Linked DNA regions of Mus musculus: region 2 is linked to region 1. Evidence: chromatin contacts called from ENCODE Hi-C data. All regions are on one chromosome and are shown on one strand. Each heading gives the region's core, a stretch centred on a gene start or an enhancer-like site at or near the end of the contact. The rest is flanking DNA. Distances are from core to core; before and after follow the strand shown. Region 1 has its middle 40 kb from the start of Gm32219. Region 2 has its middle 14 kb from the start of Gm32322.

What was found. A loop is a pair of places that touch in the nucleus more often than their neighbours do.
Region 2: a map of Patski shows a loop between it and region 1 (2.3-fold over the local background). The contact joins two enhancer-like sites. A Hi-C loop is called at or near these places in 3 of 37 maps with a recorded cell type or tissue (Patski and left cerebral cortex).

Annotation. Positions count from the first base shown.
Region 1 is chr12:70,493,298-70,498,320 of GRCm38, reverse strand. No RefSeq gene overlaps it. Among named protein-coding and RNA genes, the nearest start is that of Gm32219, 40 kb to the left of the region's middle. Within about 2 kb of position 2,865, at least 1 of the 3 ENCODE cell types and tissues checked has a DNase peak (open chromatin) inside an H3K27ac peak, as active enhancers do.
Region 2 is chr12:70,704,716-70,709,738 of GRCm38, reverse strand. No RefSeq gene overlaps it. Among named protein-coding and RNA genes, the nearest start is that of Gm32322, 14 kb to the right of the region's middle. Within about 2 kb of position 2,083, at least 1 of the 3 ENCODE cell types and tissues checked has a DNase peak (open chromatin) inside an H3K27ac peak, as active enhancers do.

The sequences.
Region 1 (5,023 bases), core at 1,616-4,115:
AGACTGTGGAGTTATACGGCTTAGATGAGGAGGGAGGCCGCTGTGCCGCTGCACTGAGAGATGCTTGCAAGCCTGTTCAGTTTTGATTCCTTTATAAACTGAAGCTCATAATAGCATTCAAATGGAAAATTTGAAGACTCCAACTGCTCCTGAGAAATGCTTCCAAAGGCAGGAGAGCCAATAGCTATAGATTCAGACATTAAAATGTGTTTGAATCATTAGCTCTGTGCTAATTGTTTGAGAAATCTAAAACAACACAATTAATTCCCTCAGTTTATGGAGCTAAACAGTCTGTCCTCTGCCTGCTGGTCCAGCAGATCTCAGGCTGGCTTCACCCTGGGTGTACCCACAGAAATTTTATGAGGTGTAGACTCCTGACCTGACCCTTAGCCCAATGGTTCTCAACCTTCCTAATGCTACGACCCTTTAATACAATTCCTCATGTTGTGGTGACTGCCCTCCCCACTCCAACCATAAAATTATTTCCACTGCTACTTCATAGTTGTGATTTTGCTACTGATATGAATTGCAATGTAAATATTTTTGGAGATAGAGGTTTGCCAAAGGGATGGTGACCCCCAAGTTGAGAACCCCTGCTTTAGCTTGTGCCTCCAGAGACCTGGATGCTAACTAAGCCTCACTAAGCTAATTCCATGCAGCTTAAAGCGTCTCAGAGCACCGGAGCAGAAATGCGGGAGAAGGAAACAGCATACAGACATCTCAGTCTGTGTGTGTGTGTGGGGGGGGGGGGGGGGGAAGGGGTCTAAAGCAGCAGTGTCGCAGAGTAGAACAAAGTTCAGAGCAGGGGCGGGGAAGGGGTGGGGGATACTTATGAAGCTACTAATCTGGAGCCATGGAAGGCTGAGGGGGGGCTTGGCAGGCAGGGAGGACTATTGAGGTCGTGGCACAGCATGATCTACCAGATAGAAAGGGGTGCGCTAGAGGCAACGGGAAGGCAAGAGCAGACGCAGGTCCTTGGACACGGAGAAATGCTGGTATTTCATTCAGTGCCCAGCGGGAAGGCCGTAGGGTTGGGGTAGGAGATCCCATCCGAGTCTCACACTTTTAAAGGTTCTGTGTCTCCTGAATGGAGTGTGTGCCCTATGAAGTGTAAGGGTAGACAAGTATCAGGGTGTAACAAATTCACCCCAGAGCTCCAAACTTGCCTAGATCTGCTCTTGCTCACTAGCCCCTCCACAGTCCAGGGAGACAGATAGGTCGGGGGAGAGCCTTCTTGCTAACAGAGTTCAAATCTGCCCCTTGGGGGAAATTTGCGTAATCTACAGTTTTATTACCAGCTCTGTCCCTAGCGATGAGGATTTAGGAGGAAAGAGCCCTCAAAACCACACGGGGTCTCTGACCACTTTGCTCCTGGTCCTCAGTGGTATCGTTAGGGGAGGCAGCTGAGACTGCAGCTGGTAGACATTATTGTCTCTCCCTCCCTTTCAGATGCATGGGTCCCCGGTGGCTCTCCGACTGCCTCCCTCCCTCCTTTCAGCCCTCACTGGCTTTATAGGCCCCAGTGCCTCTAGACCCTTGTGTCAGCAGGCCCACGGGGGTACTCTGACTCTCAACCCCGTGTTTTTATATCCTGAGAGAAAAGATGAAGGTAGAGGGACACGGTTGTACTGTCATTCTCTCAGACATCTCTAGCTCACCCTCCAGGGTGGCCAAGTTTTTAGAAAACTTAAAACTCCAGCAAAAGCCACGTGTGGTGCGTGGTATACGCCTTTAATCCAAGCACATGGGAGGCAGAGATAGTTGGATTTCTGTGAGTTCAAGATCAGCCTGATTAGCAAAGTGAGTTCCAGGTCAGTCAAAGCTATATAGAGTGAGACACTATTTTAAAAACAAACAATAGCAAAAAATAAAATACATACAAACTATGTAATTGTCAAATAAGAAAATTAATCAATAAAAAGAAAACTAAATTTAAAGAAAAAATCTAGTGAGAAAGACAGCAGATGGACATTTGGGAGCCAGCAGTATACAGATGGTGGCTTAGTGTAGGGCAGATAGAATAAGACATTCTCTCCTGGACTGTGGACAGTGCACCAGAGGCCAAAGTCTCCGTGGGTCAACTCTTACGAGGACAAATGAGAAGAAACAAATCTCAACCAAACTCCAGATCTACCTCAAGGCAAACTCTTGGGTGTCACAGGACGTTTAAAATCGGGGAACAGCCACTGTGACTTTAGGCTTGATCAGAGGAGAGGAGAGGAGAGACAGGTACTTAGAACTAGATCATTGTTATTCCTTGAGTTTTTATTCCAGAGAAAGTTACTGGTGTTTATTTGGAACAGTTATAAAGAAAACCACCCACAAGGCAGGAAACCGGCAAGAAACAGCGCACACTCTAGAATCTTTTGGATTTTAACACGCGGACTCTTTAATCAAGAAGTTGCTTATAGAGTGGGCTCTTCAGCTACTCAAAATAGTCCATGGTTTTATTTGGGGCTCTGCACCTAAACATTTTTGTTGTTGTTGTTAATACGATGGGGAGAAAAGAATACATAGACCTCTTTATCCTAATTGCTAGTCAAGAATGGGAGCACAGAGAAAGGAGGGATTAAAAACCGAAAGGCTATTTGCAAGGAAATAGCTCCACCTGCTGATATGGGCTTCCGTGGGTGAGATGTGAAGGGTTTTTTGTTTGTTTGTTTGTTTGTTTGTATGTATGATTATATTTTATTGGATATTTTATTTATTTACATTTCCAAAGTTATCCCCTTTCCCGATTTACCCCCAGAGAAGTCCCTTATTCCATTCCCCCTCCTCCTGCTCCTATGAGGGTGTGCCCCTACCTGCCCACCCACTCCTGCCTTCCTTCCCTAGCATTCCCCTACCCTGGGGCATTGAGCCTTTAAGGGACCAAGGGTCTCTTCTCCTGTTGATTCCCAATAAGGCCATCCTCTGTTACATGTGCAGCTGGAGCCATGGGCCCCTCCCTCCATGTGTAGTCTTTCTTAGTTGGTGGTTTAGACTCTGGGAGCTCTGGTTGTTGATATTGTTGTTCTTCCTATGAGGTTGCAAGCTCCTTCAGCTCCTTCAGTCCTTTCTCTAACTCCTCCCCTGGGGACTCCATGATCAGAAGGAAAGGCCATCCAAAGACTGCCCCACCTGGGGATCCATCCCATATACAGTCACCAAAAGCAAACACTATTGTGGATGCCAAGAAATGCATGCTGACAGGAGCCTAATATAGTTGTCTTCTGAGAGGCTCTGCCAGAGTCTGACATATACAGTGGCGGAAGCTCTCAGGCAACCACTGGACTGTGAGTTCTTTTCCAGACATTTTACTACTTAACAAACGCAACCTTCGTGCTCCCTCTAGAGGCCAACAGATGGATAACATCTCTGCAGAAGAATATCCTAAACTCTGCAGTTTCATTTTACTGTTAATTACATTTGCTCTTAGACAATTTCAGCAGGGCATATTGACCACTCTCACTGTGCCCTGTTCCCAGATCTCCCTACCAACCCTGTCCACCACATCCCCATCCTTTCCTCAAATCTTTCTTTTGGGGTCATGTCTTCACTTCCTTTTGTGACCCACTGAGTTAAACTGGTGCCATCTGTGTGATGTGATCACTGGCTCGGAGCTGGAGTCTTGTAGGCTGAGCAGTGGGTACACGATTAATGTTCAGTGGTACAGGACAGGGCCCTGTGGCCCCTCCCCTTCTATGACTGACAGGGCCAATCTTGCGTGCGCCCCTTGCAAATAACCAGTTACTATGAGTTAAGGATTGCAAATGTTGGTCTAACGAATGGCATTTCCTTGCCCGCCACGCCATCTTTGAAACTTTACACACTGCATTCCCCCTCTTCCTTAAGGGAAGTGGTCTAAAAGACTTGTTTAGAGCTGACGCCTCTCTCTCTCTCTCTCTCTCTCTCTCTCTCTCTCTCTCTCTCTGCACAGCACGCTCAGGCACTTTGAAAGCTAGCCCGCTGGGGTGGGGATGAGCGGGCAATTGAGACTCAGTCTCAGTTTGCTTTCTTTACATCATACAACCTTCATACAATTGTGTCCTATCGTCTACAATATGGCTTTATCCTCTTATTTCTGGTTAGGCGACCAAGAGAACCAACAAGAGCCTGTATTGGTTTGGAGGCCTCCAGTGTATCCTGACAAGAGCCTGTGTAGGTATCCCACACAAGAACTGGGAACTGTATTTAGTAACACACTGCTTCATGGCGCAGTCCCATCGGAGCCAGCAGGGTAGCAGTCTTCAGCTCTCTTTTATATGTTTGGTTACAAGATAATAGGCTTGCATATGGCTTCCTTTTGCTCTTTGTCCAAGGCAATCAATCCTCTCCCTTCTTTAACACCATCCTCTCCCCAGTCCTCCCGCCTTGTTTAAATTTCCACAGTGTTTCTCCTCTATAATTTTCTTCCTCCCTATAATTTTATTTTGCTTATGTTCTTACTATCCCCCATCATGTAAGGTGCCCCTCCCCCACGACCTCTTCCCAGTGTCCTGGCTCTCACAAGCACTCCTTGTTAATGAACAGACAGCCACCAAAGCAAAACAAAAAGCCAAACACCAAGAAAACAACAACAACAAAATTAAACAACAGGCTTCAGAGCTAAACAGGGATCTCAAAAGATGAAATCCAGATGGTAAGAAAACACTTGAGATGGTTTTTGGCATCCTTGGCTGTCAGGGAAAGGCAACTAAACTATTTAAAGATTCCATCTCATCCCAGTCAGAACCGTCACCATCAAGGTTGTGATTCTCCAAGGAACAGAGCTGGTGGAATGAATCTATACTAAAGGGGTACTTATTAGATTGGCGTGCAGAGTATGATCTGGGTGGTCCAACAGTGACCATCTCACGCCAGAGAGGCCAAGAACCTATTAGTTGCTCAGTTCCCGTGGCTGGATGTCTAAGCGGTCTCAATCTGGCACTGAAGGTTCCAAGAGAGCCACTGGCCTTCATGGCACCCTGGAAGACAAAAGCTAGGTCCTAATATCAGCAAAGCAATGCAGCAAGATAGACAAACCTACCAAGGAGAGTGAAAG
Region 2 (5,023 bases), core at 834-3,333, 210 kb before region 1:
CCCCCGTATCCCCCCATGCCCTGACAAAACCCAAAACAAAACAAAACAAAACAAAAACAAAGATACCCTTCAGCAGGTGAGTAGATAAACTGTGGTATATTAACATAAAGGGTATTATTATTCAGCACTAACAATAAACGAACTATTGATACCCAAAAAGACATGGAGAGAATTTAATTGTATATTCAGATCTAAGGAGGTCAATCTGAATACGTTAGGTACCATATGTGGGAAATTCAAACTACAGAGGTAGAGGAAAGATCAGAGATTGGGGAAGAGAGGAATGGACAGGTGAAACAGGGCTTTTAGGGCAGTGAAATGCTATGTATGATGCTATGAGAACTGATACTGGTAAACTCTTGGGGACTTTTGATAGTAATCTCTCAGTGTAGGCTACTGGTTCCAACAAATGTTTCACTGTTTTGGGGGCAATTGGTAGTAGTGGTGCTGTGCATCTGTGGGCACAAGGAAAATGTATACCTCGTCTCAATTTTGCTGTGAACTTAAAGTTGTTCTCAAAACTAGTCTATTTTAAGACACAATTTCCCCCCAGCACAACAAACCATTATTTATATCATAGCATCAGGTACAGTGCTCTCCCCAGAATTTTCTAGGTCAGTTTATGAATGATCAAAGTCATAAAGTAAAATACCTTTTCTAAACACTTACAAAATATGGACCAAAGGGGCTCAGAAGGTGATTCAATGGGTAAGTGTGCCTACCATGCAAACAAGAGGACCTGAGTTCAAATCCCCAGAGCCCTTGTAAATCTGGGTACTTCATGCACATTGTAATTCCAGGGCTCCTACAGTGAGAGACGTTTCCCGAGCAGCTCATCGACTGTACACAGTAGTGACTAATAAAATGACCCTATCTCAAAGAAGATAGGTCAGTACCTAAGGTGGTCCTCTGACTGCCACATGAAAGCCTCCGTCCCCCTTCCCTCCCCCCCCCCCCCCCGCGAAACGATTGACTACATATAAAGATGAAGCATTTGAGTACAACCTTTTTCGAAATGAGATATACATCATATGGTGCCCAGTGCCATCCATGCTGGTGGAAATGCAAATCGAAACTACAACGAGCTACCTACAGCTCTGCATCCATCAGATTGCTGGAGATTGAAAGGCGGAGAATAATTAGTTGACAAGGACTTGGAGAACCTGAGCCCTCATATTCTGCTGCTGAGTCTGTCAAGCAGTGTAGCCACTATGAAAAACAGTTTGGCAGTTCCCCAAAAAGTAAAACTTAGAGTTTCCATACATGCTGGCAATTTCAACCCTGAGATAATTGAAAGCAAATGTCCACACAAAGATGTGTCTATCAGTGTCCAGAGCTACATTAATAAGGAAATAGTGGAGACTGCCTAGACATCTGTCACGTGAATGGGTGAGACAAGGCGATATATGCACACAAAATGGGAGTTTATTCAGCAGTAACTGAGAATGAAGTGCTGGTCCTTGCTGTGGTATAGATGATCCTTGGTGGTTTAGCCAAATGGAAGAAGCAAGTCACCAAGAACCTTACAGGCCAGAACTGGCAAACCTGCAGACAGAATAGCCAGCCACTTAGGGAAGGGGTTACAGCACATACGGTTGGGATTGCTCAACAGGTCAGAGCTTCCTTTTGATGCGTGTGCTCTAGAGAGTGACTGTGATGATGGCCACCACGTCTGTAAGTACACCAGAACCATTGCATCTCTGAGCCCTTGAAGGGGTGGGTTAATGTACACAAACAATTCTTCAATGAGCTATTATTAAAAGAACAATACAACTGAAGCCAGAGAGTGTTGGTGGACACCTGATCATCAGGCACTGTAGATCTTGGAGGGAATGGCTTTCCCTGACTCCCATCTTTGCTTCCCTTCCAGCTATTCTGGGTAAGCAATATGACGTGGAGCTGAGTTTCTGCACTGGGGCCCAGCCACCTCTCTCTGGAGAGCACCTGGCACAAGCTCCTGGTCTTATCTGGATTTTTGTTCCGCTGTTTGAGTCATCAAACAAGCACGGATGGGTCACACAGCTGACCCCACTGCTCAGCTGGAGTGTGGCCCTTTGTCCCACTGCTCCCTACCCTGCTTCCTGTGGTGGCAGTCATTGATTTTTCTCATGACAAAGCAGTCATTCACCCACTCTGGAAGGCTGGAAACTGTAACCCCCCTGTTTTAGAGTTAGGACAGCAACACTGAGAACCTCTTCAAGTAGAATGTTCTAGAAGGCAAAAAACAAAACAAAACCAAAACAAAAAACAAAACTCAATAGAGAGACGACTGTATGGGGAAGGAGCCAGTGCTATTTACACAGACTAGATGCAAATCTAGAGTAGGAAAAGAAGAAAGGGTTTTTAAAAAAACGTGCTCCTCAAATCCCAGGGGAGAAGCTCGCAGAAGCCAGCACCCTAAACCTCCATTTCATCACAACATCCAACTCCGTGCCCAATCATGCAGCACTGCAGTGACTAAGCTTTAAAGACCGGTGACTAACTTCCATACCATCAGAGCTAGAGGGAGAAAACCCCCTCCTTTCTAGAGAGGTGATGTGGGACCAGCAAGAGCTGCCTGGGAGCTGCTTGGTTAAGAATGTGGTTGGGACAAGCAGAGCCTGTGTTGAAGGCTTTAGAGTGAACTGTGATCTGCCCTGTGTGGACAAGTCCCCGCAGGCAGACAGAATCAGGGATGGGTGAGCTCCTAGTGCGCCCCCACCCATCATGGTCTTGCCTCCTCTGATGCGCAATGTGCTGGCTGAGTTGCCCCACCCAGTACAGTATCCACTCAACCCAAAGCTGTACATTAGGCTCTCCCCATTCCCGGCCAGCAGCCATCATCCTGTCGTTGGTCTCTACTCCTATTGGTCTCACTACAGTTGACAGAGATAAAGGATCTACCTTGAGAAAGGAGCACACACAGAAAATGCAATCGAGAGAAACATGTCCCTGTGCGGTGACAAGCACTCAGGAGGCATGAATGCAGCCAAGACTGGCACCCTCAGAAAGTGAAGTCCTGGAAGAGGTGAAGATGGGTTACAGCCTAGCAAAGAGCAGGAAACCTGAAGACCTACAATAGTACCTGGAGTCCAGGAAGTTGGCTGGTAAGTGGATGTTATATGATAAACCAGGTACATGTGTCTGAAGGTAATTGTTTCTGAGTTTCTAACTTGGGGAGATGTGGGATTAGGTCTGGCACTACTAGAAGCAGAGGCAGCCATAACCTGCATGTACCAGTCTCTCATAAACATACCAGCATGTTGCTCATGGCCTCAGGTTAATGGCATCAGAGAAGATAAATTATACTATTTGGGACAGTTCATTCCAATGCAATATGGATCCTGCTAGTAACCAATGTTTTGTTTTTGAGACAGAGTCTCACTTTGTAGACCTGGCTGGCCTGGAACTTTCAATGTAGATCAGGACAGCGGTGTTTTGTTTTGTTTTGTTTTGTTTTGTTTTGTTTTGTTTTGTTTTGTTTTGTGTGTGTGTTTGTTGTTGTTGTTTTTGTTTTTGTTTGAGACAGGGTTTCTCTGTGTAGTCCTGGCTGTCCTGAAACTCACTTTGTAGACCAGGCTTGCCTTGAACTCAGAGATCCACTTGCCTCTGCCTCCTGAGTGCAATTGCAGTCATGTTTTGCAATTATGGCCAATGTTTTATTTTTTTAAGGCAACTTTTGTGTGAAAAAAGTCACTCTAAGAAACCAATCATTACAAACACTGTGAACAATTGCCAATGCCTGTAAGCAGAGCAGTCACCTACCCTGGACCTATCCTTCCCTGGAGAGAATGCCCCACGTTTTTGAAGCATGGTCATGACCTAAGCCACCCTCTGCTGTGTTCAGTGCCTGGTGTGGTGAGTCCTCTGAGTCATGGTCTCCTTTTCATAGGGTTGAGCATTGATAAGATCAGGATCACTGCACAAATACACAACCCAAGCACTTGACAGACGTGGAGAAGGCACAAGCTATTGTTGTAGGGTAAAATGATTTTGGGAGTATTTGAGAAATAAACATTTTTTTTCAGGGTGACCTAATAGCAGTGTCTGGATAGCTCTGCATACCATTTATAGAGTCAACTAAGGTCCAGGCACATCTGTTAGGGATTCTAGATAAAATTGAGCGGGCTTCAGGATAGCCTAGGTCTGAACTGTCTCCCACCACTGAGCAGGTTTCAGGATGGCCTGGGTCTGAACTCTTGCCCACCACTGCCACTGCTGGGTTATTTTGTCATTTTCAGCCCCAAAAGCCAGGATGACAGATGGTATGCAAGTGTGGGCTATACTGACACTTCTCTCTCCATCTGAAAGACAGATACTTTTACTCAAAAGCAAAAAGTTCCTAGAAATAAAGTATTTATTTATAGGCTAAAGACTAATTTTGAAGAAAGTAGTCAAGTCTAGACCTTCAATGATGTGACTATGCCAGTCATTTTTAAAAAGTAGGCAGTAACCATTTGTTGGTTCTATACCAAGGCTCTATGATGATACAGTGAAAGAACAGGAAGTCTCCATTGCTAGGGAGTAAATTCATATAGACAGGGTAAGATATGAACACACACACTCAAGATCAATAAACATATATGCCATGTACTCTCCAGATCAATGTTACCCCCCCACACACACACACACACAAAGAAAGGATCATACAAGGTTTCAGAAACACATGGAGAACTTCCTGAAGGTAGCAGAAAGAGCTACTGTTGTGCTTGGTGAATGGGGCAGGCAAATAGAAGAATGAAGTTGTTCTGGGCAACAGTGGAGGGATGGCCAGGCATAGAAGACAAGATATGAATTCAAGCAAGCAGTAAGCTCCAGCAGACAGCCATAGTGGGACTGCAAAGGGCAGCTCCCATACCTGAAAGAGATGCTTGGGTCATGCTGAGAACATCCGGGGGAAGCCACCCAAAGAGATGGAGAAAGAGTGTGCGGGACAGTGGTCCTGAAAAATGACCACAGAACTCCGTGCGTGTCCTGTCCTCCAGTCTGGGGTCAGTATTGGTGGCCATTTATGTAAGAAAGATCTCTTCAGACTCAGCAAATT